Linked DNA regions of Mus musculus: all the other regions are linked to region 5. Evidence: chromatin loops called from intact Hi-C (ENCODE). Cell type or tissue: left cerebral cortex. All regions are shown on one strand. Region 1 overlaps Mr1 (major histocompatibility complex, class I-related). Region 2 holds the start of Ier5 (immediate early response 5). Region 3 overlaps Xpr1 (xenotropic and polytropic retrovirus receptor 1). Region 4 overlaps Gm41980 (a long non-coding RNA gene). Region 5 overlaps BC034090 (cDNA sequence BC034090).

Region 1 (5,000 bases), 78 kb before region 5:
ATAGGAATATGGGGACAAGGGATAAAGGGTTTTTACAGGTCAGTGTGGAAGAGTCATGGGGGAGATGGTGGTCACTGAACTCCAGCAACCTGATTTTCTAAGTTTTCTACAAAGAATATAAGCAACTAGTGAAATTGTCGTAGACAGCCCAGGGCCTGTCTTCTGGGGAGTAGCCAGTGAGGGAGAGTGCTCATCTCTGCTACAGTCACACCTGAGTGGTTGTAGTGCCTCTGTAGGTGCCTCAGCTCCGCCTTGAATGTCTGCTGCCAGCCCCTTAGCAGCTGAGTGTACCTCTCCCAGTGATCAGGTGCCAGGTTCTCTGCCATCCATGGAGCTTTCGGCTCCTTCTGTCGAGTGACACTGTCGTATGTAGTGATAGGGTGTGAGTCCACATACCCAACAGAGATAAATTCAGGGACGACGGGACCAGGATCGGAAACAGCTAGACGAAAATATCTCAGCGAGTGGGTCCCTGAGGAGGAGACAAGGAAGGAAGGCGTTGAGAGTCACAGATGACAGAATGTAATAACCGCATTCCCTGGCATTCCCCTCACCAGTGTTCTAGCCACTATTTTATCCAACACAACTATAGAATCCTAGTAATTACGATCTGGAAAGACTTCAGCTGTGTGACTGAAGAAGAAACTTTATAGGTAACCTCCACTTGTAAGTAACTTACAGTGTGATGTTCTGGTCTTGGGGGAAGAACCAAAACTATTCACTGGGTGGGTGGGGGTGGGGATGGGGCAGGCGTGGAGATGTGCCTCAAGAAGCCCCCAGAGCCTCTGAGGGAAAGAAAACCCTGACAGTCCAACCCCTTGTTTTACTAATAAGGCCTCTGGGTTGATAATTGAGGGCCATCTTTCTACCATCTTCCAGCTACATATACTGGGGTATACACCCTTCTTCCCAGATTAAACAGAGTCAGAACAGCCGTTAAGGCTCAGGCCTCCTGCAGAAAATACTTTCAAAAGCACCATGCTTTTTCTTGCTATACCCAACCACTCCTGGTAGCTACTTTCTTACTATTTTTCTACTTTTTCGTCCATTGAAATATCAATATGAGGATTGTGATCATCAGTAAGGGTCAAGGTAAACTGAAATGAACTCCTAGATAGTGCAAGAAGTTCAGGACATAGTATAGGTAAAAGAAGGTGGTTTTAGAAGTAGCGTATATGGGCTATCATGTCAATGTGGGCTCTTAGGAAAGGTTCTATAGAGAGGGTGACATCTTGGAGAAGATCTCAGGGTCAAGAGCTGAGCAGGCCAAGGGGAGAGAGGGCGTGCATGCTGGCCAAGGACACCACAGCCTTCTCTTCATTCTCTGTGGGACCCATCTGGTGCCTCTACAGGTATAAGTTGTGCCTGGCCCTTAGCCAGGCTTCTAAAATGGCACTTCATGATCCAGGGATGTCGGCTGACAGATATGAAGTCGGTAATTCAGACCAGGGAAGATGAAGAAAAGTCCTTGTTACACTCCCCTTCATAGCATGCCAGACCTTGTGGCAATTCGTATCTTACCAGAATGTGTTGCCCAGATATTTGAAGATTTAATATAACTACTAAGGTCGAATCATTTGGAAGGACTAAAATTGTTCTACACAGACTGTGATTTCGAAACCATTTGCTCCGCTCCCCCTCTTGCTCCAACGATTATGAAGTCAGGTTGGGTTGGCCCCTTTCCATGAGTCACCAACATGACTCACTTGTGGAGCTGACATCTATGAGCTTAGCATTTGGCTTTGTCTAGCTGGGCCAGTCACACTGCTCTTCAAGGATCACTTACTGTTTACTCAAATCTCCTAGGCCTTCTGGGGAGTTCATTCAACTCAACAAGCATCTCTCACACCAGAGTGCTGGCTCATCCCACCCCCAGCCCCACGCCCACCCCGAGCCTTGTCTCTTTAACTTGGTACAATAGCAGTTGGGCCACTTTTGACAAACATCTAAGGAAAATTACTGGAATATAAAACCCCGGACTTGTTTTTATTGAATATCTACCATGGACAAGCTATGATGCAACATCTGAAGAGGAAAATGAATCAGGTACCACTTCTTCCCTCCAGAAATTTACAGTATAACTGGGGATTTTTATATAACAGAACAAATACAAGTGTCACAAAAGAGGCACCGAGTCCGCCGGTGGTGGCCCACGCCTTTAACTTGGGAGGCAGAGGCAGGTGGATTTCTGGGTTTGAGGCCTTCCTGGTCTACAAAGTGAGCTCCAGGACAGCCAGGGCTACACAGAGAAATCCTGTCTTGAAAAACCAAAACAAAACAAAACAAAAAACAAAAACAAAAACAAAAACAAAAACAAACAAACAAAAAAGGCACCTATGGGGTGTAGGCAAGACAGCAACCCTGCTCACGTAGGAGTAGGAGTGTTCCTGAGAAATCCTCCAAGGAGATCAAGCCAGACCAGTTACACCTTCAGTGAGGCCTAAAGGGCAGCAGGTACCTCCATCATCACTATTTACGTGTATTTATTTTTTGTGCAGGGACCATGTGGCCAGTGCTATACAAACCCTTGAGCAACATTGGCTTCATTCATTCCTCACAATAATTAAACAAAACAAAACATGGTCTCATGTCAGGCTGGCCTCAAACTGTCTATGTAGTCAACCATGACCTTGACCTTCTGATTCTCCTGCCTCACAAATCACCAAATCTGGTTCAGGTGGCACGAGGGATTGATCCCAGGACTTTGTACAAGCTAGACAAGAACTCTTATCTATCGGGCTACATCCCCAGCCTTCACAATAACATCCATCAAGGTAGGTCCCATCATTCCCATTCCACAGATGGAAGGTGCAGAGAGATTAAGTACATTACTCAAAATTAACTAAATTAAGCACAACCTTAAAAGCCACAGTGAAGGAACCAGAAATCAAAAGCTGAACTCTCACATCGGGAGCTTCTCTACCTATGACTACTCAACTCTGCTTGAGAGACTCTTCCAGAGCCTGGATTAAAGTGCTCTCTCCTGCCCCCTTGTGTCAGACATGTTTCAGTCTTTGATCTTCCAGTCCCTAGAGCCCAAGCAGATCTTCCTCAGGTTGGTAGGAGGTTCTGATTGGGTAGCCATTTCAATAAAGAACAGTTTATTGTTACCCTCTTCAAGCAGCTCAGTGTCTTAGTACGGTAAAAATGATTGTGATTTCTGATAACTACTCTTTGAGATCCCGGGGATTGTGGGAATGAGGAGAGAAGTAAATGGTTGTATTTTAGGTAAAAGAACCTTGGGACACTCCTCAAAGCATGCAGTGATGTCGATGGTTCTGCACGCAGCAGAAGCCATTAGTCCCTTCTCCTAACAACTGTCAAGAGACTGGCTCTTAACGGCAAGTCTAAAACTGACAAATGTGCCAGTCTGACTTCTTAGCCACTGTATTAATTACTTTTCTTGTCCCTACTGAGAAATACATGATAGAAACCGAAGGGGGGAAGGATTTGTTTTGGCTCATGGAATAAAGGAGTAGAGTCCATGGAGAAGAGGAAAGAGTGGCTGGGATCAGCCTGGTCTGGGCTTGCTGGAGCTTGTGCTACGGTTCCTCATATCCTTCCAGGTCAGAAAGCAGAGGGCTCAGGCTAGAATTGTGCTGGACGATAATAACCCTTAGCCAACCTTAAGACCTGTTATCTGTGTTGTGTGCCCCCCAAACCACACAACTTCTCAAGAGACACTACCAACTGAGCACCTAGTGTGTAAATATACAAACCTGGGGGGGGTGCATTTCACATTCAATCCACAGCCCTGACCCCAGAGGCCCATGGCTACCTCATGATACAAGGTGCATTTTACAACTGGGAAAGTCCCTAACATCTTTTTATTTATTTATTTATTTTACTTTGAGAGATTGATTTTATTAAAGTTTTTGCTTGTCTGAAAATCATTAAAAAAAAAAAGTACACTGTTACTGTCTTCAGACACACCAGCAGAGGGCATCAGATCTCATTACAGATGGTTGTAAGCCACCTTGTGGTTGCTGGGAATTGAACTCAGGACCTCTGGAAGAGCAGTCAGTGCTCTTAACCACTGAGCCATTTCCCCAGCCCCCCCTACCCCCTAACATCTTAAGGGTTCCAACACTGATCGAAATCCAAAATCTTGGGGCTGGAGAGATGTGAGATTTTTCTTTAATAGTACTAATACCTGTATGAATTATCACAGCTTTTCCCACACTTGCTTTGACCACAACTGTATTCATGTCCCTTTCCCTGCCAAACTATATACTTTTCAAATATTTCCCCTCAGCTTTCAGCTGTCTATTGCTGTAATATGGGCTAAAAGCAGGGACAGTAACCGCCACAGTCTGAACACTTCTGACTAGAGATTTTCTTCACCAAACACATTAGTATATTGCTCTTTAATTCAGCCTCATTTTGACTTTCAGGACACAGAGGGGGGACATCGATTCTTTGCCGGAATAGCCTCTAGTCCAATTCCTGATAACGTCCCTCTTGGCCTCTGCGAGAACATCCCACAAAGTTCTAGTTACAGCATTTGGAGCCCACAGCTCCAAACTTTATATTACTCTTACACTTCACTTCTGAAGTCCCACAGACTGCATCGTCAGGTTTAGCATTGCAATGACCACAATAAGTTGCTTTTCTCATTGCTCTGATGTGATACTTGACAGAAACAGCACAAAGCAGGAACGACTTATTTGCATAATGGCTTAAGGAAATACAGTCCCTCATAGTGAAGAAGGCGTGGAAGCTGGGATTAGCTTAGTTGGGGAGCAAGAAGCTTGCAGCTCACTATCATCACACTACACAGCTAGGAAGTACTGAGCTTGGGATAGAAGTAGGGTCAACTTATACCTCTCAATTCTTGCCTCTGTAGCCTTAAGTCTGCAAGCTAAGTCCCGTGTCCTAAAACTTCACAATATCACAACAGAGCCGTCATCTGAAACCAAGGGCGCAATCACATATACCTGTAAGGACTATTTCCTATTGAAACAATTACAGTTACTCTTTCATGGCTACCCCTTTAACAT
Region 2 (5,000 bases), 120 kb before region 5:
TTAAGTACTGAACATTTTGCCTTAGACAAAACGGTCTCTTTAAATTGCCTTGGCTGTCATCTGTTTAGCATGACCAAAACCACTTATGTCATCATGTAGGTGACAAGAGCAAATCAGGAAGTTCTGCTACATGAGAATTAAATTTAGCCAACCTCCCTCGGTCTCCTTCCTTCTCTGGTTTGATACACATAATTTCACTTTCAGAGCTTTTTACTTTCTACAACTAAAGTCAAATGTCAACCTTGACATATATTGGGCCACAGTGATGGATCTAAACATTTAGACAAGTCGGTTTCATCGGTTTCTTCATGTTTGGTCCTAGTAAGACCTCTGAAGCTGCTATCTAACCCCCACCCACCCCAATTCAAATCTAAAAATTGATCTACCATCTATACATTACCAGACCTATTTTGGAAACAAAGTTTTGGTGGAAATATTTGATATTGGAAAGGCTGCAAAATTTGGCTTTTAATATTATTTAATATTAGAGATTCCCATCAGATCAAACTATAGAAAACCAAACTGGTCTGTCATGACTGAAGAGAAAATTGTAGTGGCAAGTCTCAAACTGACAGTCATTGATACCAGTATCCATGGATGGGGATGTTCGTGAAAACAAAAAACCAAAACCAAACCCTTAAACGTGTCTTTCTTGCTACTTATTCAAGTCAGCCAACACTGTCCCTCGCCTGTGAATGGCTGATATTAAGAACCACACCTTCCATTTCCCAGCCTGGTTGCCCCTCCCCGCCACCTTGTTGGAAACCCAGACAAGTGATTACATACATACAAACAGGCAGTGGAGTTGCTTCAAAATATTTAATACGTGTTAGACACGTAAAGTTACATTTTTATACAAAAATCAATACAGAGAAGGAGAAAATACTGTACAAAAACCTTATCAGCTCCCCCAACCTTTATACAACAAAGACTGGAGTCACCTTATCTACAAAGCCATAAGGTCCTTCCACTTAGAGCTCGTCTGTAAACTTTGTTTCATTAAACACTTTTTAAAAGCACTGTGTAGTAAGTTCTGAGCTAGAGCTTTTAAAAAATATATCTTTTCTCTATAAACTCCGTATTTCCAAGCTTGAACTCTTCTGTGAAGTTCAGCAAGCTTTTTTTCCCCTGTGGGGAATTGAAGGTCCCTTAATGTTCTGCTTTCCCAGAGTAATCACAGGGTAGAAGCGCTTCTTCTGTGCCAGAGAAAGGATGGGGAGGGAGAAAAATAATACAAGTCTCTACTCCAGACGAACTCCCTCTAGTCTGAGGAAATCCTGTGAGAAAACGCCACTCCGCGCCCCGGTGCGGTCGTAGCTTTCATGAGAGAGAGGTGTGTGTAAAGTCCCTCTCTCCCCCAAGATCGAACGGGGAACTCCCCTTCCTCGAGCCTTTCTGCAGCTTCCTTTTCTGTGCTGCTGGCAGAGGAAAGTCCCTGTCTGCACCCCCAAAGTCTCAAGCCCCGGGGAAGGGGTGGTGCATTCCAGAATCACAGAACAGTCTCAACACAAGACAAACTTACACACGGACACACACAGATACAAAAGTTAACGATCGATCGTCCTCTTCCAATAAGCCTCCAACTCTAGGTCTCAGGATGAGACTCGAGAGCCACGGCCCAGCCGGGCTGCCCCTTCTGGGGCGATGTGCTGCCCGGCAGCAACCAGTCTCCCCTACGCGCCCAGCGCCTACGGTCTCGGCTCGTCCTCGCGGCCGGGAGAGGCCCCGGCCGCACTTCGGGGACTCCCGCTGCTCAAGCTCCAGCCACTCGGGTCCCGGGGGCTCAGAAGGCCACGATGGCTGTGCTCCAGGGGCTCATGTCTCTCAGCACCGGCTTGTCGCAGCAGATCTGCCCCGGCTCGGCGGCTTCCGGGCCGCCCTCCTCCGCCTCCTCTTCCTCTCGGCCGCCTGCGGGGCTTTTCCGTAGGAGTCCCGAGAAGCTAGACCCGAAGATGCTGATGAGGTTTGCCACGTTCCCGGTCTCCATCTCCTCGTCGGTGTCGTCCTCGCCGGTGACTGGCTGCTCCTCCGAGTTCCGGCGCGGCTTCTTGAGAGGGGTAGAGCCGGGTGCCGAGCAGCTCGCGCGGCCGCCACCCACTCCCGCTGCGCCACGCTTCCTGGGACACGGGGCGGGTGGCGCGGGGGACCCGTCCTCGGAGGACCGCTCCTCCACGGCCGGGGGACAGCCGCACGGGCGGCGCACTGCCCGGGGCCCCTCGGGGCACGCGTCCGAGCCACCTCCTGAAGACGCCGCGCGCGGACGCTCCACGCGGCCCCAAGCAGCTGCCGCCGAGTCCTCCTCTCCGCCCCGGAGAGCTTCCCCCGATCCGGCCACCGCGGCCACCGGTTCTGAGCTTCCCGCTCCGGGCGTGTGGCACACGGAGGGACGCTGAGGCTGAGGCTGCGGCTGAGGCTCGGGCTCCGGCCAGGCGGCACGGGCGACCGGCGGGGGCGGCTCTCCCCAGCCGGAGGGTGGCCCGGCTACAGGCTCTCCAGGCTGCTGAGGCGGCGGCACCGCCGGGGTCCCCGCAGGGCCAGCCAGGTAGAGGCCAGGGCAGGGGTCACTCAGGTAGACTTGGCGGGCGCTGCGCAGCACCAACGACACCAAGAGGTTCTTGTGCAGCTTGATGCCGCCGCGCTGGACCCGCGAGTTGTAGATCTTGCCCAGGGAGATGCTGACGATGCGGTGAGCCTCCAGCTTGAACTCCATCCTGCCTTCGCTTCCAGACGATAGGGTGAACGCCTGCTTGCCTTCTGAAGCTGCGAGAGGAGCTGTAGGCGGGATCAGGTCTTCCTCTGTGGTTGTACCCTCGGCGTCTGAAAGCTCGGTGGAGAAAAGACCTGGTGACGCGTAGTCCCCCTCCGCCGCTTCCCTTCAGACAACAGAACCGTTCTGAGCCGGACTCTAAACTGAGCGCTGCGGGGCCACACTGCACCTTATATATGCTCCTCGAACGCCAATCACAAAGCGCCGCTAACCGTTCTGGGCGGGCAGATGTGCCTCGTGCTCCGCCCCCGACCAATCAGAGGCAGAGGAGGGGCCCCAGGGCCTGTTCAAACGTTAGTCCCGCGGAGCAAGCTCTTAAAGGGGGAGATTGCAGGCAGCCCATTGATCATGTGCGGTGGGATTTGTGTTCAGAGGCGTTGATAGAGGAGAACGAGGCCCACAGAACTGTATGTAGTAAGGGATTCCGCTTTGTGATGTACCTTAGCACACTGACTGGAACTTTCATTCGTTTAGTGTGCTGGAATCTACTGCACAATAAAATTCAGTTCCTTTCATACACAATTTCCAGCTGCTCATAGCTGTTTCAGCTGTAATTTCTGGTCATTCTTGGCAGAAATGGAAGCGATGACAATATATGACAACTAGCACGATATATTTGAGATATTATGTTGGAGTTAGCCCCTTTCCCATTAGCGTTATACTCAGCATTTAACTACAAACAAAAGGGAACGTTCTAGAAATACCCAAGCTTCTGCCTTATGAAGGAACAGAATTCAGGTACAACGTTGTTTGTTCTCACCTAAAGCTGGCATCTTTCATTTCGTTCCCCAGATTCTCAGTTATCACATATTTTAAATGGAAGATGTTACCTATTTCTCCACAATGGTTTTCTTTGTTTGTCTGTTTGTTTAATACCCCCCCCCCACACACACACACAATAAGTAACTGATCTATTTTGGGGGAAATCTAGTAAGTTCTAAAAATACAAATAAGTTCTGGTTTCCCATGTTGATTATGTAAATTGTTTTTTGTCAAGTATGGGGGGAGGGTTCCTAAAATTTTTCTGGTCAGTCAATGTAGTCCCATCCACTGAGTCTTGCAAATCCCTGTCAGAAGGACCATGACAAGATTGTACTGGTGCCTGATGGCTCTGTAAATTGCCTTATGGCCCTGAAGTTTCAAATATAAAATGAAGAAATCACAGATACACCTTCTTTATTACACAGAAGATAAATGGCAACTCTCAGAGTCAATCTAAATAATAAAGTTAACCACAGCTTACACGGTGTCTATGTGAAAGGTTTGCCTGACCCTACAATAGGTTTGGCCATTTACATGGAAGAAATACTAGTGAGAGGTAGGCTTGATTAAGAGCCAGTTCACAACCAGGATGCCTTCAGATCTGATGGTTTGGGGGATGCTAACTTTGGCCACTATTACTGCTACAACTGAAGCCCAGAGTCCCTCCCTTCTAGGAATTCTCAGCCCACATAGAGAAGGAGAGAAAATAATTATAACATGTAGCAACAGCAACATATGTTCAGTAATAGCATGAGGTTCTTCTCCGTTTTCTCTCTTGGAAAATCTTTTTTATTTTATTTTATTTTTTGACAAATATTTATTGGGTATTGAAATCCAAGACCACATCTAGATCCTGACCACTCACCCTTAAAGCAACAGAGTTGTCCCTACTTCATCTTCAGGTTTCCTAAGAAGAGCAGACCAGTGAGGCTCTGATGGGGCCCAGTGCATTACAAGTGAGAGTGTATCAGGTAATGCTGCATCTCACAGACAGATTTATCGATGCCGCGTAGTAAGTAGCACTTGAACGAGTGTACAGACATATCCCATGTTCCTGTCTAACACAGCTCGCTTAAATTTACAGGCCAACTGACGATCCGTCTGGGGTGGAGTCAGTGAGCTGTCTGATAGCCATGGGCAGGTTCAGGACCTGGTCCTTTCAAAGCTTTGTTTGTTTCATCAGCGCTTCTTTTTAAAATATTTATTTATTTACTTACTTGCCTGCTTATTTATTTATTTATTTATTTATTTATTTATTTATTTATTTATAGAGAGGGTTTTTTTCGTTCTGTCCTGTAGTCCTGTTCTGGAACTAGCTCTGTAGACCAAGCTAGACTTGAACTCAGAGATCTGCCTGCCGCTGCCTCCCCAGTGCTGGGACTAAAGTTGTGCATCACTATTCCCACTGAGCATTCTGATTTTATTAAAACAAAAACAAAGAACATCAGTTCTATTCCTACCCAAATTTTCT
Region 3 (5,000 bases), 63 kb after region 5:
TTACCACTGATTATTATAAAGTATACAATTTATTTATAGTTTTGTTTTTACTTTAAATAAACATTTGCTCTTTAGTTTTGGGGCAAGGGACATGCTTGGCAAAACACAAAAAGCAACAGAACCTACAACATTGAGTGAGCTTTTTTGGGGTGGGGGATGGGGGCAAGGTGTTGTTAAAAATCTCAATCGAGAAAGGAGGAAAAAAATGGAACTTTGTCAGAATAAAAATGGAAGAAACTTTGTAAACGGAAGCTGGTGAGTTAATCAGTAGGATTTTAGCAGTGCTGTAACTTTAGTGAGTAAGGGTTTGATATGCAGGAGGAGCTAATGACAAGCACGAGCTAAGGGGCAGTAGCCAAGTTTTAAAACAATGTAAGTGTTACTGCTGTTTCCCTAGTCACCGGTTTCTTAGTCTAAAGTTCATCTGACAAGGGCACACGTTCATGGCCCTCCTACGTGGGACTTTTATCTAGATCTGAAGGGTGGGGCCATTTATTTACCTTTTCCTGGTATTTATATTAATTTTACTGAATAATGGCTGTTTCTCTACCCTGACCCATGCTGGAGAGAAAATCAAGGGTCTCAAGAATGCTGGGCAGTCACTACTACCAACGATCTAGATTCCCAGTGACAAGCTGATGAGTACCAGATATGAAACCAACCATTTTCAAGACAGTCAAGCGCTGTATGTTTTTAGGCTTCTCTAGAGAATTTATGAAGAAAGGGGGTGAGATAGAGAATAAAGTAGGTATTTATATCCTGAATTTTCTAAGAAATATAATTTAAAAAGTACAACCAGGTTTAGAAGCCCCGAATTTAAAAGCAGGCCATGGTAGGGGTGTCGTAAAATTCAACATCACCTTTTAATACAGCTGGGTTTAAAAATAGCCACCAAGATCTTTTGTGTCGATGAATATAAAGGATTTGTTCTAGATGCTCAGAAATACAGTCCCCACAAAAGACTTTTAATTTGATCAAATTCTGGCTGAAGAAGGTGAGACCAGAAGGGGAAATGTCTAATAAAGTGTGAGGGGCCTGAAACAGGCCTGTCTTTCCACTGGTAAAGATTACAATTCTACATGCAGAAGCACGTGGCAAACCGTCATTTTTGTGACTGGTATTTGGGTGACTGTATCCTGCACCTGTTCCTAGAGAAACAACAGTCAGAGCCTTTTCTCTGGATTTCCACCACTGGGATGCAAGGGGGATGCCTGCCTGGTCATGACAGTGATGCTTGGGACTCTAGAGCAGCAACTTAAAATTTAGCAATAAAACTTTGGTTTAAAGTTAAAACAAATGAGGGGAAAAAAATCAACTAGTTGTTTCCTGAAAGAGGTGTGTGGGGTTGACCCTCCGCAGTGCCAGTGAGCCTTAGTTCCTCCTGCCTCCCTTCACAGGAGTAGCATTCATTTATGGTTAAGTTTCATAAATAATGAGAAACTGTATGTAACGAATACAGCATATTCCCCACCCACCCGAAGCCCTCCCCAGATGAGAAAAGTCACATCGAATTAAAAGTAGCTTTGTGGAGGAGGTGCTGCTCCAAGCTGCACTTTCCCTGCAAGTGCTGCCAGTGTCTCTGCACTGGCTATGAAGGAAGGGAAAAACTCTCCATAGAAACTGACAGAAAATTTAAAAACCGGTGTCCGGTTTCAGACAGTCAAAACCGGCCGGCGAAGCTGAGCTCTCTGGGCTGTGCATCAGACGTTCCTTCCAAAGCTTCTCTTCATCCTGATGGGCTTCTGTATCCTTGTGATTGTAAACAATCCGTAAGATAGTAGGTGTTTGTTCCTTAAAACATCTTCTGATTGGCAAAATGAAGTATTTGTTTTAAAAATAGAAAATGAAGATTAAACCAGAAGAAAAGAAAAGAAACACAGTGAGCTTGCTCGGAGTCCATAGGACCCGATCTGAAGAGCCCGGGAACGTGTTCTGTTTTCTCCTGTTCTCAGCTGGAAAAAGGTGCTGGAGGTTGCGTTGGTCGAGGAAAGGATTGTAGAGTAGAAAACCAAGGATGTTACTCTAGACTTCAGCGAATTCAAGTGTTAGCTTCGTCATCTGTGTCTTCTATCAATACCTTAGTGTCGCGAGCCTTGGATCTAGCGTGATCAGAGGAAATGAACATGTATGATCAGTCCCATGCAGTGCTGCTGGGTCCACTCTTCCCACTAGCAAGCACGCACACTACCCAGGAGCTATGTACTGCAAGTGGAGAGGTAGGAACAGCAGTAGGCTGAATTAAAGACGGAGCAGTACCCGGAAACAAGGATCTGAGTTTGAGCACTGGTACAGTGATAGCCAGGAGCCTCGGTCAAACTGTTAGCGCTGCTGATTTAGGAGGCTGTGCAGAGATTCTTGTACCGAATAAAAATGGGACTGGGTAACCCGACACTCGTTAGCCTCAACAGTGAAGGCAGTGTTTCTGACAGGAGATCTGTTACTCCCACTTGACAGATGGGGAGGCTGACATTCAGGAGGCTAAGGCTGTGCTAAGGCTGTATGAATCTATGACGTCAGAGCTGAGACTCAGGTCTCACCTTAGATTCCCTGCACTCTTTGTACCTTAAGCCTGTTCTTCTAACTGCCTTCCTCTGGCTGCCATCTAGTTTCCCAGCGTTTCCCTGTAAACCCCTGAAATGAACAGACTAGCACCAAGAGCCTCCCTCTTGATCAGAAACCATGTTTAGACTGCCCTCTGCTGGTAGCTATGAGACCTTCACGGTGAGGAGCTCTGGTCTGTCAGCCTTTTCTCCAGGCCTTGAGGCTAGCCACCTCCTCAGCACCCTCTTACCCACAGCGCTCCTGCACCCCAGGTTGCCGTGCCTCCCTGGACAGAGTGCAGCTGAGTCAGTGCTCTTCCCGCTCATTTCCCACTGTGACTTCTGCTACTTTCCTCTGCCCTAAGACTCACTCTCCTCTTTTCTGCTTTTTCCTTCTCTACTTTCTTTCCAGAAAATTCCCACTCTCTAGCTAAAGCTTTGGTAGGCCTGGGCTTCTGTACTCACCGGACTGTAGCCCCTTCTGCTCATCTCCTCTATGCTCCTGTACCCGACTTTACAACCCGATCCAGGCCTTTACTGTCCCGATTTCCCTTTCCTACTGCACTGTGCAGTGACACAGTCTCCTTTCCTGTCACTCCTCTTTGGAAGAACATGTTTTGTTTTGTTCTTTTTCTTTCCCTACAAGATGAAGCCTGCAGTTTTTAGTCTTTGGCTATTTGTTTGTTTTTGAGATAGGATCTAGTGTAAACCAGGCTGGCCTGGGCTTGCTGTGTAGCTATGATCCTCCTGCTTCCACTGTCAAAATGCTGGGCTTACAGGTGTGGGTCAGTTCAGATGAGCCCATCCAATTACATTTTCTCACTACTGTCTGAGCACATGTGTTTCCTTCCTACTCTCCATTTCCACAGGCACAGTCTTTACCTTGTCCAAGCACTCCCTTACCTTCAGAAAAATGTCCAACTTACGTTTTTCATCGTAACCTACTCTGCTGTCTCTCTCTCTATTCTCTCAACACCGAGTGCAGTCACCATATGCTTTATGTTTACTGTTAGCTTTGGGACACAAAGTCAGTGGCAGGTAAGAATCCTAGTTATGGACTTCATAAGGTAGCTTCAGCTTGCTCAAGTCTTTCTGTGATGATGCTGGGTAAATTTCACAAATAATGAATTGATTCTTTAAAATTTTTTTTTTTTGATTTTTTGAGACAGGGTTTCTCTGTGTAGTCCTGGCTGTCCTGGACTCACTCTGTAGACCAGATTGAACTCTGGCCTTGAACTCAGAAATCTGTCTGCCTTTGCCTTCCAAGAGCTGGGATTAAAGGCGTGTGCCTCCACTGCCCAGCAAATTGATTCTTCTTAATCTCTCTTTGAACTATACACATCCCAGTGTACAGAAGAGTGCTAACAGGAATTAAAGACAAGGTTACACAAATGATAGGATTTCTAAACGAACTCGAAGGTTATCTGCACACACATGTCATGCTCAAGAATCAGGTAAGTCATTTCCCAGCACACTTTTCCTGTGGTCCTTTACATCCCTACTCAGTAGGTGATAGACACCCTGGCGTGTCTCATGTGCTCCTGAAGATATACTACAAGTCTGACCTCATGGGTTGGTTTGTTACTACTGTCTGAAGAGGAAGCATGGCTGAATGCCAGCAACTTCACCTGGTCCAGTCTAGTAGCTTTTTAGCTAATGTTACCCGCTGCTAGCCACACAGGAGTGCTCTACTCTACGTACTGGGAAGCCAGGCGGGGCCTACGCAGGGATATGCTCTGATTGTACTTCCACGACCGGTTCTTCTGGCGGTTTCGAACCCCATCCTCCTGGTCCATCATCTGCTCAAGTAGTGTCTGGTCATCCGCGTTGAGGGGGGCCACAGAGATGTCCCGCACGGCTCGGAATTCACCACAGTTATTTAGATGCTCGTTCTCCAGACGGAAGAAGTTCCACACAAATCGCCTAAACAAAATGGGGTAAAGACATTCATGTTAAGATCTGAATATATTACTACTGGTAAACCTCCAGGAGGCTCAAGTTCCTGCTCACTAAGGAGAAAACAAAACAAAACAATTATAGGCAAGACTATTAAAATCAAAGAGACAGCTAGAGCCATGATAGTTCAGTCAGGAAAGCATCTGCCTAATAAGTGTGAGGACCTGAGTCTAGATACCACATGTAAGAAGCCAGGCACAGTGGGCACTTTGTGATCCCAACAGTGGCAAGATGGGAACAGACATGCAGGTCCCTAGAGCTAGCCCAGTCTACCCGGTGAAGTTCCAGGCCAATGAGAGGCTGTCTCAAATAGAGGAGGAAGGTATCTGAGGAATGACAGTTGACTTTGCTCCCTGATGCACATCCGCACAATAAATAAAATGAAAGAGAAAGATGGTGTGAGGACTGGGAGGTGGGGGAGGAAACAAGAGTTGATTTTGGAATATAATTTTTCTTTATCCAGTAAGTTTATTAATTTGTTGAGTGCTTATTAAAAATGAGGAA
Region 4 (5,000 bases), 190 kb before region 5:
GGATAATTGTGGAGATGCTGCTTAAATCCGGAAGGGGAGCTGCATCTTATGTTTAATATGTAGGCACCTCATCCTCAGGCGAGACAGCTTATCAAACGCTTGAATTTTTAAAACGGGGAGGATCAATCGATCTACAAAAGCTGTGGCATCTGAGACAAGTCAAAAATGATTTGATTTACACAATTTCCATCTACTACTAACATCTTTTCCATGTTATGACTCAAGCATAGATGTCACATAGAATTTGAAAAACAAAATGCAATTCTAATTAGAACCCTCGTGACTACAGACCACGGAGCTGAAAGTCCATATTCATAAACGGAGTGGCCACAAGTCACGTTCTAAGACTTTGAAATTTCAAGCCTAAGAACCTATGGTAGGACTGTGACCTGCTGGGACACACAAAGCAAACAGATGACACAAAAGAGATACTAATTAAAGATAAGAGAACACTAAAATCAGACTGAAATTCAGACCACTGCAAGCCCAAGTTCCTTACAAGGATTACTACAAAGGGGAGACTCCTCTCCCTGCACATCTTAGCCCAACACAGGGCTGTTAGAGAGGCTGGAGTTATTAAAGGCTTTGCCCCTTAGCAGTGGCTTCTATTGCTCTGAACTTGGAAGAAATCATGTTATAGTGAAACCACCCTCTAAAGTCAGGAGCAGCACCATCTAGATGCTCAGTCAAGTGGTCATTTGTTTTTATTGCTACAAACTGGATTTTGCAAATGGCTTAGTCCTTGGGGTTGTTTTTAGAGCAAATTGAAGGTCACCCCTCCTTGCTCACAATCACTTCCTTGCACTGTTTTTGTAAAGCAGAGAGGGCATACAGGTGACATGCAGAGAACAGCTCAGGAACCATCACGCAGGCATCTGTCCCAGTTGTGAGCATCAATTGTCTAAGCAGGAAGAAAAAACCACTTAGCACAGTAGTCCCCAGGAGTCGGTGGATATCAAAGGTGGAGGGGGTGAGGGGGAACCCTGAAGGGGATCACATCTGTGCTACTCAATAATAAACTACCATCTGCTGGGACCGTCCTCTCAGAGAAGAACAGAAACAGTGACAGCAACTATGTCCAGAGAGCCATCACATTGGTCCCTCAAAAGGACAGCCACTAATCTTATGCTGAATTTACACGTAAAGAGTGTTCTTTCTATTTCTCTTATCTTGCTGCAGACTGGTGGAACTGTCCCTCATGGACCTACATTTACCAGTGCAATCACAAGAACCAACTTTGTAAATGCTGCCCTTCACCTTCACTGCCCAGTGCAACAGCCACAAGACCCACTCAGCCAGTGGGCACACATAGTGTGGCCAGGCCAACAGAGACAGAGATGTTGAATTTACAATGCTAGAGGTAAGAACTTCAGGACCAGGGCTGGGCTATAACTCAGTTGTTAGAATGCTTGTCTAGAAAACACAAAACCCTGGATTCAATTCCAGCACCATAAATCAGGCATGTGGTACACATCTGTAAGGCAAGCAACTAGGAATTAAAGGCAGGAGATCAGTAGTTTAAGGTCAGTCTTGGCTACATGACCCAGGACACACAAAACCCATCTCAAAAAAAAAAGCCAGGTATAGTGGGGTATAGTGGTTCACGCCTTTAATCCCAGCAGAGTTAGGGTTAGAGACAGAGGTAGGACAGATAGATAATCTGTGAGTCTGAGGTCAGCTTGGTCTACAAAGCAAGTTTCAGGACAGCCAGGACTGTTATAAAGAGAAACCTTGTCTTGGAAAATATCAAAATGAAGAGGAGGAGGAGGAGGGAGGGAGGAGGTGGGAGGAGGAGGAAGAAGAAGAGGAAGGAGAAGGAGAAGGAGAAGGAGAAGGAGAAGGAGAAGGAGAAGGAGAAGGAGAAGGAGAAGGAGAAGGAGAAGGAGAAGGAGAAGGAGAAGGAGAAGGAGAAGGAGAAGGAGAAGGAGAAGGAGAAGGAGAAGGAGAAGGAGAAGGAGAAGGAGAAGGAGAAGGAGAAGGAGAAGAAGAAGAAGAAGAAAGAAAGAAAGAAAGAAAGAAAGAAAGAAAGAAAGAAAGAAAACAGTACCAGAAGAAGATATATGTTTCTTTTTCATATTAGCTATTGATTAATGTTGAAATAATAATTTTTTGGGCAACTTGTGTCAAGTAGAATACAGCACTAACAGTAACTAGTTTATGTGGTTTGAGAATCTTGTTACTAAGTGGCTGTTACATTTCTCTTGGCAGTGCTCCTCAGATGATCAGCATCAGAGAATAGATTTGGGTTCTATAAGCTTATATGTTATTCATTTGGCACTTGAATACCAACTAAATGGGGCCCAGTGTATGTTTCCATGCGGGGCTAAGAGTTCAGACTATGCCTGAATGTTTGCCTTCACTGTTCATCTGGTAGACTTGACATTCATTGTGGCCACTAGAGGGCAGTGGCGTATATAAAATGTGTTTTCATCCATTGTGGGCCTCTGGTCCCATGCAGAGATTCTCCTGAGCTGTCACCATCTAATTATTAAAGTCCAATCTTTTCCTTTCCCACTTATGTGCCATATGCCTGGGGAGAGAAAGACCACGGGGACAGAGTGCAGCCAGAGCTGGCCTGTAAACTGTGAGGCTCAGAGGCAGGTCATGCTGTGAAAGAAAGTGGATGTTCAAAAGCAAAAGTACAAAGCCCCAGGCTGTGGAATCAGGTTTGCCGTCCTGGCTCTGCTACTAACAAGATGCAGGGCCTGAAGCAAATCCCTTGGCCTCTGTTTCCTCCCCACCTCCACCCCCGCCCCCTCCTAGACTGAGGAGGAGGAACAAGGTGAACTTTAACAGTGACAGACATCAGTATTCTGCAGTTTCAAGAGCAAACCCCTAAGGCCCTGTTATAATAGGTTTGATGGTCTTCTAAATGAGTTCTAATTACAGGACTTCCAGGCACCGTAGTATTTACTGTAAGTTGATGATCCAAAGGCCCCTCCAAACACTTAGCAGCAATAGATAAAATCGAAAAAGTTTAAAGTTTAGAATCCAAAGCTGAGATGGTTCCGTTAGTAAAGTCTAAATGAGTACTTGTTAGGAACTGAGTCCAGTTAGGAAGTCTGCCTTGCAAGCAGGGCATCTGGGTTTGGATCTCCACCACTCACCTAAAAAAACGATGGGCACGGCCTTAGGGGTCTAATCTCAGCGCTGGGCTCGGGAGGAGAGAGGCAGCGCCCTAAAGCTCACTGCTAGTTGTCCCAGCTGAATCAGTGAGCTCTAGGTTCAGTGAAAGAGCCTGTCTCAAAAGAAGGTAGAAAGCCATGTAGCAAGACACGTGACATCATCTGTTCTACCCACAAATACATACACACATACACACTATACACACTCTCACACATACACATACTTATGCACACACATATACACACTCACACACATATACACATTCACAAACACACACATACACATGCATACACACTGGCGCATACATTTACACATACACACACACACACACTGTGGGAAGGATAATATGCCAAGTAGTGATAGATGTTATGAAAAAAATATAGGGCTGGAGACATGGGTCAGCGATTAAGAGCACTGACTGACTTCCAGAGGTCCTCAGTTCAATTCTCAGCAACCACATGGCAGCTTACAACCATTTGTAATGAGATCTGATGCCCTCTTCTGGTGTGTCTGAAAACAGCAATAGTATACTCACATACATAAAATAAATAAGTCTTTTTTAAAAAAAGAAAAAATATTCAGGATCCTTAGAGATATAAAGGAATAGCTAATAATTATTGATTTTTTAAAAAGATGTAAGTTATGAAACCGTGCACAGCCTAAATAAAACAAAAAGTTATTTAAAAGGAAAAGTACAAAGGAAAGGTCATTACAAGTGTGAACTGCTTCTGTGTATTTCCTCCCTGCCAGACAGCTGTGGGCACCTGGACTGGACCCTCGTTCCTGTTCCCTGAATGAAACGAAATGAGAATGTGTGCATTAAAATACATAAATCGAGTAGCATTATGTAAACCCCAGCGAATTGTGGGGAACAAAGAACACTAATGAGTGGCAGTGATGAAGAAATCACCCAGAGCAAAGAAAAGCAGTTCAATATCAAAGCACAGACTTGCTAAGCCAGGGAGGCGCCGCCCACGGAGGCGGAGCCAGAAGTACTGAGGATGCATCTGTATGACTTGATCATCCATCTGAGGTGACAGGCAGTGTGGTGGGCGTGCACAACTGCAAGACCTGCAGGCAGGTCTCCAGAGATCAGCCAAGAAGAGCAGCCACCCACTCCTCCCACTTCCTCCCTCTCAGGTAGCCTGTGCGGCCAATGAGACTCGTGTACACACACACACACACACACACACACACACACACACACACACACACACACACACACACACTACAAGTATAGAGGAAAGACATCCGTACTCTCTCCCTGATTCCATGGACCCCTTTGGAAGATTATTAACTCTAAGTGAGGTCATGAGGAGACTGGAGTCTGGAAGGATTAACCTTCCGAAGAGAAACCAGAGTTTCCTCTGTCTTTTGAAGATACGAGCAGAAAGCTGCTGTCTGCAAGCCAGGAAATGAGCAAGCCCTCATTAGAACCAGACCGTGCTGGTACCCTGAACACAACCTCCAACCTGGGGAGAGAAAATCTGGAGTAGGTGGCTAAAGTCACTCAGCTTTCCCGTATGCTAGCTTAACAGTCCGAGCTACACACTCGAACCATAGCCTGAATCTGTTCTAGAGATAAGAACAGGTGTGTGTGTGGAATTGTCCCAACCCTAGAGAACAGGGACAAGGGTCCAGTCCAGGTGTCCACAGCTGTCTGACAAGGAGGAAGTAGACAATTTTGTAACTAAGAAGCTGTTCACATCGGTAATGACCTTTCCCCCTGCTAAGCCCTTCCCTGAAGCCTGGACTGGCCTTGCCACATTTTCAGGACATCAGGAACACCTGCTCCATTGTTAATAGCACCATTTACGGGAACATGGACTTGGACTTGAGATTGCCAAGCTTGGCTGTACCCTGCAATCTTCCAG
Region 5 (5,000 bases):
ACGGCACTCAGTCTGGCTTCCCAAATGTCAGCTCCCTGTGTGTGCGCTGACATCTGACTCACCCTAGGTCCAGACTGGGGGAGGCCCACGCTGATCCCGATCACACATGTTTTCTACCCCCCTGGCCCCGTCCATTCTCTGCTTCCCCCACCCCCCTTACCCCGACAGGAAGTTCAGATCACACTAGCTGCAGTTCAGCAGATTATAGCCCCTGCTCACCATCTCCAAGGCCACTCTCCCGCCACCTGCTATTTGATCTGTCTCCTGGAGTCTGGACATCACTGTAGTTCCCTTCACTGGCCCACTGTGTATCTCAACACAGCTAGGTATCAGCCTTCTGTTCTAAAATCTCTTCCAGCAGATGGTTCCTATGCCACTCGGTGAGAAAACTCCAGGTCCCATAGGTCAGGGCAGCATGCAGCCTCTCTGAGCTCAGCTCTCAGCCTGACCTTGTTTCCCTAACAGCAAGACCCATGGCCCTTTAGGGCCTTCACAGTTGGTAGCCCCTCTACCTGACTCATCTCCTGTTTGTCCTGTCTCCACTGGAGTGTCATCTCAAGCCTGTCTACCCAGTACCGGCCATGCCTGTTTTTTTTATATTTGCTTCTTGGTGCATTTCACTATGCCATGTTCATAATATAAAACATATGAAGTAAATGTGTAGATCTGGCCTAGCACCCTTGCTGGAGCGCACGCTCCTGAGGCCTGAGGTCTGCAGTCTGCGTGCTTCATGCTGTGCTGTAACCCCGGTATCCAAGATACTTATTAGCAGGCACCTGACACACATTAACTCACAGATGCCGAGTGATTCACAGGACAGGAGCTAGCACACACGCTGGACCTGGCACCCAGGAAGAGCTTCTGGAGGGACGAGGAGAGCTTTTCTCCATTGCTCAACCAAAGCCCCAAAGGAACTTGACCCCAGGGGCTTTCTGAGGATCCTGAGAGCATACCTGAGTCTCGACGGCCACTGCCATGGGCCACGTGGAATCCAAAGGTGCCCTGCAGCACAGCGTGTGCTGCAGACACGGCAGCAGGAGGGCTTTCCCAGTTAAACAGCCCTGGCCTAGCACACTGGAGAGCGGACTACTTCTCCCCAGGGCCCAGCAGCACAGACTGCTGAGCTTGCCTTTCCAAGTCATCCCCTCCCTCCTCTGCCCACTCTCCCTCCGCTGAGCAGAGCCTGGGGACAGCTTCCAAGGGTTCATGTACTCACACATTCTAGACCATGGGCTTTGGCCTGGGCAAGTCAGGTTGCCACACAGGACTCCTGGATGTAGAGGGACCAAGAACTGGTCAGAATTCAGTGACGGTGGTATTGAATTAGGATACAGTAGGCAACCCCGCCAGACACCTGGAGCCAACATCGATCTGAACAAAGCCTCCAGGAGCTGGGGAGGGAGGGCTGTGGACAGGACTGCAGACAGGCAGGCCCACTCCACAAGCCCAGACACACCAGCAGCTGGAGGATGGGGCGGTTGAAATACATCAACCACATCAAAGGAATAGCTGAGACCCGGCAAGCACAGACAGTTTCCCTCTGCCCCTCTGGAAGAGCCCTGCTGGCTGGGATTTCTAGATGTCACAGGACAACAGGGGGGCAGTGGAGTCAAATCGGCCAGCTCTACCCCCTCAGCATGAGGGCTCCTGGGACCTGGCACCTAGGAAGAGCTTCCGAGGAATGAGGAGAGCTTTTCTCCATTGCTCAACCAAAGCCCCAAAGGAACTTGGCCACACCCCAGGGGCTTTACTGAGGATCCCGAGAGCATACCTGAGTCTCGCCGGCCACTGCCATGGGCTACATGGAATCCAAAGGTGCCCTTTGGGGGTCGCTGCAGCTGCAGCTGGCTCGTGCCATCTGGGAACACCTCCACCACGCGGCCCACAGTACGAGCCAGGCTAGGGGCACCCACATCTTCCACACTGAGGGCACGATGGGGAAAGGCCTTGGCTGGCCTACAAGGAGACCAAAGACAGTAACGGTAGGGTTAGGTATCACAGCCAGTTTTTTCTGGGCCCTAAGGTGACCTGAATCTGATGTAGGAACCTTTCTGACAGGAGGGGCTGGTTTCTCTGACCTCAGCCAGCAAAATGAGCTCCCTAGGGTGGAGACTGGCAGTGTCCACGTCTACTGGCGGTTGGTTTCTCAGGCCAGAGAGCCTTGAAGCAAGGACGGTGGTCTCTAACGTGTTTAGAAAGAGACCTCTGAGCACCCGAGGAAAGCTATAATTTTATCTAATGTTTTCAGGAGCCCTTCCCCCTCAAAGTCCTTCCATGAAACCCTGAGTAAAAATGGATGACCAAGGGGGCCTGGGCCAGGAACCAAGGGTCTCTCTGGGGGTTCTCATCTGGGTGTTTAGAAAGATCTTTAGCTGTGTTACTGATCCCAGGATGTCAGCAGACAGCCAAGGGAGAGAGGCTTCAAGCCTGCCAGCGCCACCTTCCAGCAAACCCGTGCCTCACAGTGCTCAGCGCACATGGCAAGGGCACAAAGGTGTCATTCTGAGATGTCTGTGTCACTCCGTTTCTCCACATTGGAGATTTGTGGACGGCAACACTCAGCTACTCTGCTCCACTTCCTCTTAACGAGACAAATGGGCTGTGGTGCCACTCTGAGTTTATCATTTGGGTCACTTGTGCCATGCTTACCTGCTGGGTCCACTGCTGTCCCCTGACCCCTCTACCAGGTAGAGGCTGGACCGGTCTCCCTTGCCACCTAGCAGAGAATGGAGGTTCTGGAAGGAAGTTGCTCTCCGATGCTGATGGGAGGATGACACCTAGTGGGGAAGGCCCAGTATTACAGGTGAGAAAACCAGCCTGGGAAGGGGTCCCCACAGAGGATTTGCTGGGAACCATAAACCTGAGGTTTATGAAAACAATTGTGTGCCGGGGCCTAGCAAACACAGAAGTGGATGCTCACAGTCAGCTAATGGATGGATCACAGGGCTCCCAATGGAGGAACTAGAGAAAGTAGCCAAGGAGCTAAAGGGATCTGCAACCCTATAGGTGGAACAACAATATGAACTAACCAGTACCCCGGAGCTCTTGACTCTAGCTGCATATGTATCAAAAGATGGCCTAGTCGGCCATCACTGGAAAGAGAGGCCCATTGGACACGCAAACTTTATATGCCCCAGTACAGGGGAACGCCAGGGCCAAAAAGGGGGAGTGGGTGGGTAGGGGAGTGGGGGTGGGTGGGTATGGGGGACTTTTGGTATAGCATTGGAAATGTAAATGAGCTAAATACCTAATAAAAAATGGAAAAAAAAAAAGAAAACAATTGTGTGGCGCAAGCTTTGGTCAGGACCCCCGGGTGCCCAGCAGGAGTCAGCGGAGCCTGCTTCAAAAGATGGGACTGCACAAGTGTTCAAAGCATTTAGCATTATTCGCGTGCCTATCTCACTTTGAAAATCTCCCCAGCACTCAGAAGCCAAGGCAGAAGGGTCAGGAGGACCAGCCAAAGTCACATAGGAGATCCTGTCCAAAGGGGAGGGGCTGGGGGTGTGGCTCTCTGGTGGCATACTAAGACACACCTTAGAGCAGGACGGGTCCAGCTAGGAGTGGGGGTGAGCCAGGTAACGTGACAGCTCCAGGAGCTTTTAACTGGGAGCAGAGAGGCTTTGCCCAAGAAGGCAGGCTGACAGAGGCAGGCTGGTCCTTGAGTGAGGCTGGAAGCAAGAGCTCACCAGCTGGAAGAAAAAAAAGGACCAGGTGCCCAGGCAAAAGAAAGACAGCATGAGAAATGATATGTGGACACGGGAGAAGACAGGGACACAGGAAAAGAGAGGGACATGGGGGAAGGTGTGGTATGTGCTAGTCAGGGGTAGAGGCTCAGGCATTTGTGCTCCTGAGAGACAATGTTTTTCTTTTAGTTTGTTTTTCCCCCAGTTTTTGCAAGTTTCTGTACCATCCTTCCTGTATGTCATAGCCTTTTTGAACCAGGCTGCTCTCTACCTTCAGCCCCTCAGCTTAAACTACAGCAAGACCTCTGAGACACAAGAGACATTGTCATTTCCCTTGGGTGACTTATGGAGACGTTCCAGTGGTGAGAAGTGCAAAGGCCACAGCTCCCAGCTCCACACCTGAGAAGTCTATCTGGAGAGCTTCCAGGGACAGGAGGCGATGCATGCTGTCTTCATTCCCAGCTCACCCTCTCCTTCTCCTCCACCCAGCACACACTGCACAAGGGCCTCCACTCCTAGACCCTGTCCTGAGTGAAACCAGTCCGTGGACTGCCATTCACCCTGCGTTCTCTCCCCTCCTCGGCCCTGGAAATAAAAAGGTCCAGTGCCTTAGACCAGCACTTCCCACCCTGGGGGTCGAGGCCCTCTGGGGGTTGAACAACCTTTTCACAGGGGTCACATATCAGATCCTGCACATTTTTACATTGACATTTACATTATGATTCATAACAGTAGCAAAATTTGTTACAAAGTAGCAACAAAAATTATTTTATGGTTGGGAGTGACCACAACATGAGGAACTGTATTCAAGTGTCACAGCATTAGGAAGGGCCCTGCTTTAGGCTATGGTTTCCTTCCTAACTCTGCACAGGGGAGGGTGCAGAGAACAGAATAGCTCTGCGCTCCCAGCACACAGCACAGAGCAGGATTTCCGGAGGTCTGGTAGAGGTGAGTGTGCGGAGGTGATTTGCTAAGCCTGGCACTCGGAGAGGGAGATGCTTAGCTGGTGCCCTGTATTCACTGAATGTGAACTGGGTACACTAGCTACTGAGACAGTATTGGGGGTGTAGACATCATATTCCAGTGAGGGGAGAGAGACATGGAGGGGTGAAACTCTGTGAGAAGGCAAACAGCAGAAGCCACGCAGCCTAAGGACTGTGGTGACTTCTAAAGGAGGAAAGAACAGGCGTCAGCAGGTAGAGACAGCAGAGGCAGTCAGGTGCAGATTCAGTCAGACTGCGTGATCTGACTGTAGAAGTGTCTGTCTATTCAGCAGAGGCCAAGAGTGTTCTGGGAAAGTGGGGAGATGTAAAAGCC

The links. A loop is a pair of places that touch in the nucleus more often than their neighbours do. Peaks named below come from ENCODE experiments on the same cell type or tissue, not always from the same donor. Only the 100,000 strongest peaks of a DNase experiment are listed, where the experiment ranks them.
Region 1: a loop joins it to region 5, with 5 times the contacts of the local background. A loop is called at or near these places in 17 of 42 quality-filtered maps.
Region 2: it touches region 5 in a loop (2.9-fold over the local background); 15 of 42 quality-filtered maps call a loop at or near these places.
Region 3: it touches region 5 in a loop (7-fold over the local background); 14 of 42 quality-filtered maps call a loop at or near these places.
Region 4: a loop joins it to region 5, with 8 times the contacts of the local background. A loop is called at or near these places in 38 of 42 quality-filtered maps.

The regions. Positions count from the first base shown.
Region 1 is chr1:155,137,303-155,142,302 of GRCm38, forward strand. Mr1 (major histocompatibility complex, class I-related) reads right to left here. Exons shown (of 6, transcript NM_008209.5): 2 at 212-472. Among named protein-coding and RNA genes, the nearest start is that of Mr1, 7.0 kb to the right of the region's middle. In left cerebral cortex, CTCF peaks have their summits at 3,004 (motif pointing left) and 3,942 (motif pointing right); DNase peaks (open chromatin) are centred at 425, 1,679 and 2,990.
Region 2 is chr1:155,096,721-155,101,720 of GRCm38, forward strand. It overlaps Ier5 (immediate early response 5), which reads right to left and starts at 2,916. Exons shown (of 1, transcript NM_010500.2): 1 at 1-2,916. The coding sequence starts at 2,710. The coding sequence ends at 1,784. In left cerebral cortex, a CTCF peak has its summit at 2,850; DNase peaks (open chromatin) are centred at 90, 716, 1,424, 2,037 and 1 more place; H3K4me3 peaks cover 3,298 bases; H3K27ac peaks cover 2,879 bases.
Region 3 is chr1:155,278,972-155,283,971 of GRCm38, forward strand. It overlaps Xpr1 (xenotropic and polytropic retrovirus receptor 1), which reads right to left. Exons shown (of 15, transcript NM_011273.2): 14 at 4,242-4,463; 15 at 1-2,099. The coding sequence ends at 2,039. Among named protein-coding and RNA genes, the nearest start is that of BC034090, 37 kb to the left of the region's middle. In left cerebral cortex, a CTCF peak has its summit at 2,709 (motif pointing left); DNase peaks (open chromatin) are centred at 1,212, 1,577, 1,973 and 2,586; H3K27ac peaks cover 2,987 bases.
Region 4 is chr1:155,023,595-155,028,594 of GRCm38, forward strand. It overlaps Gm41980 (a long non-coding RNA gene), which reads right to left. Exons shown (of 6, transcript XR_001779499.2): 5 at 3,108-3,238. Among named protein-coding and RNA genes, the nearest start is that of Gm41977, 4.9 kb to the left of the region's middle. In left cerebral cortex, CTCF peaks have their summits at 2,386 (motif pointing right) and 3,669 (motif pointing left); DNase peaks (open chromatin) are centred at 2,403, 3,157, 4,134 and 4,582; H3K27ac peaks cover 2,071 bases.
Region 5 is chr1:155,215,611-155,220,610 of GRCm38, forward strand. BC034090 (cDNA sequence BC034090) reads right to left here. Exons shown (of 10, transcript NM_001370865.1): 8 at 2,650-2,777; 9 at 1,772-1,956. Among named protein-coding and RNA genes, the nearest start is that of Gm31102, 25 kb to the right of the region's middle. In left cerebral cortex, a CTCF peak has its summit at 2,769 (motif pointing left); DNase peaks (open chromatin) are centred at 590, 1,170 and 2,749; H3K27ac peaks cover 2,095 bases.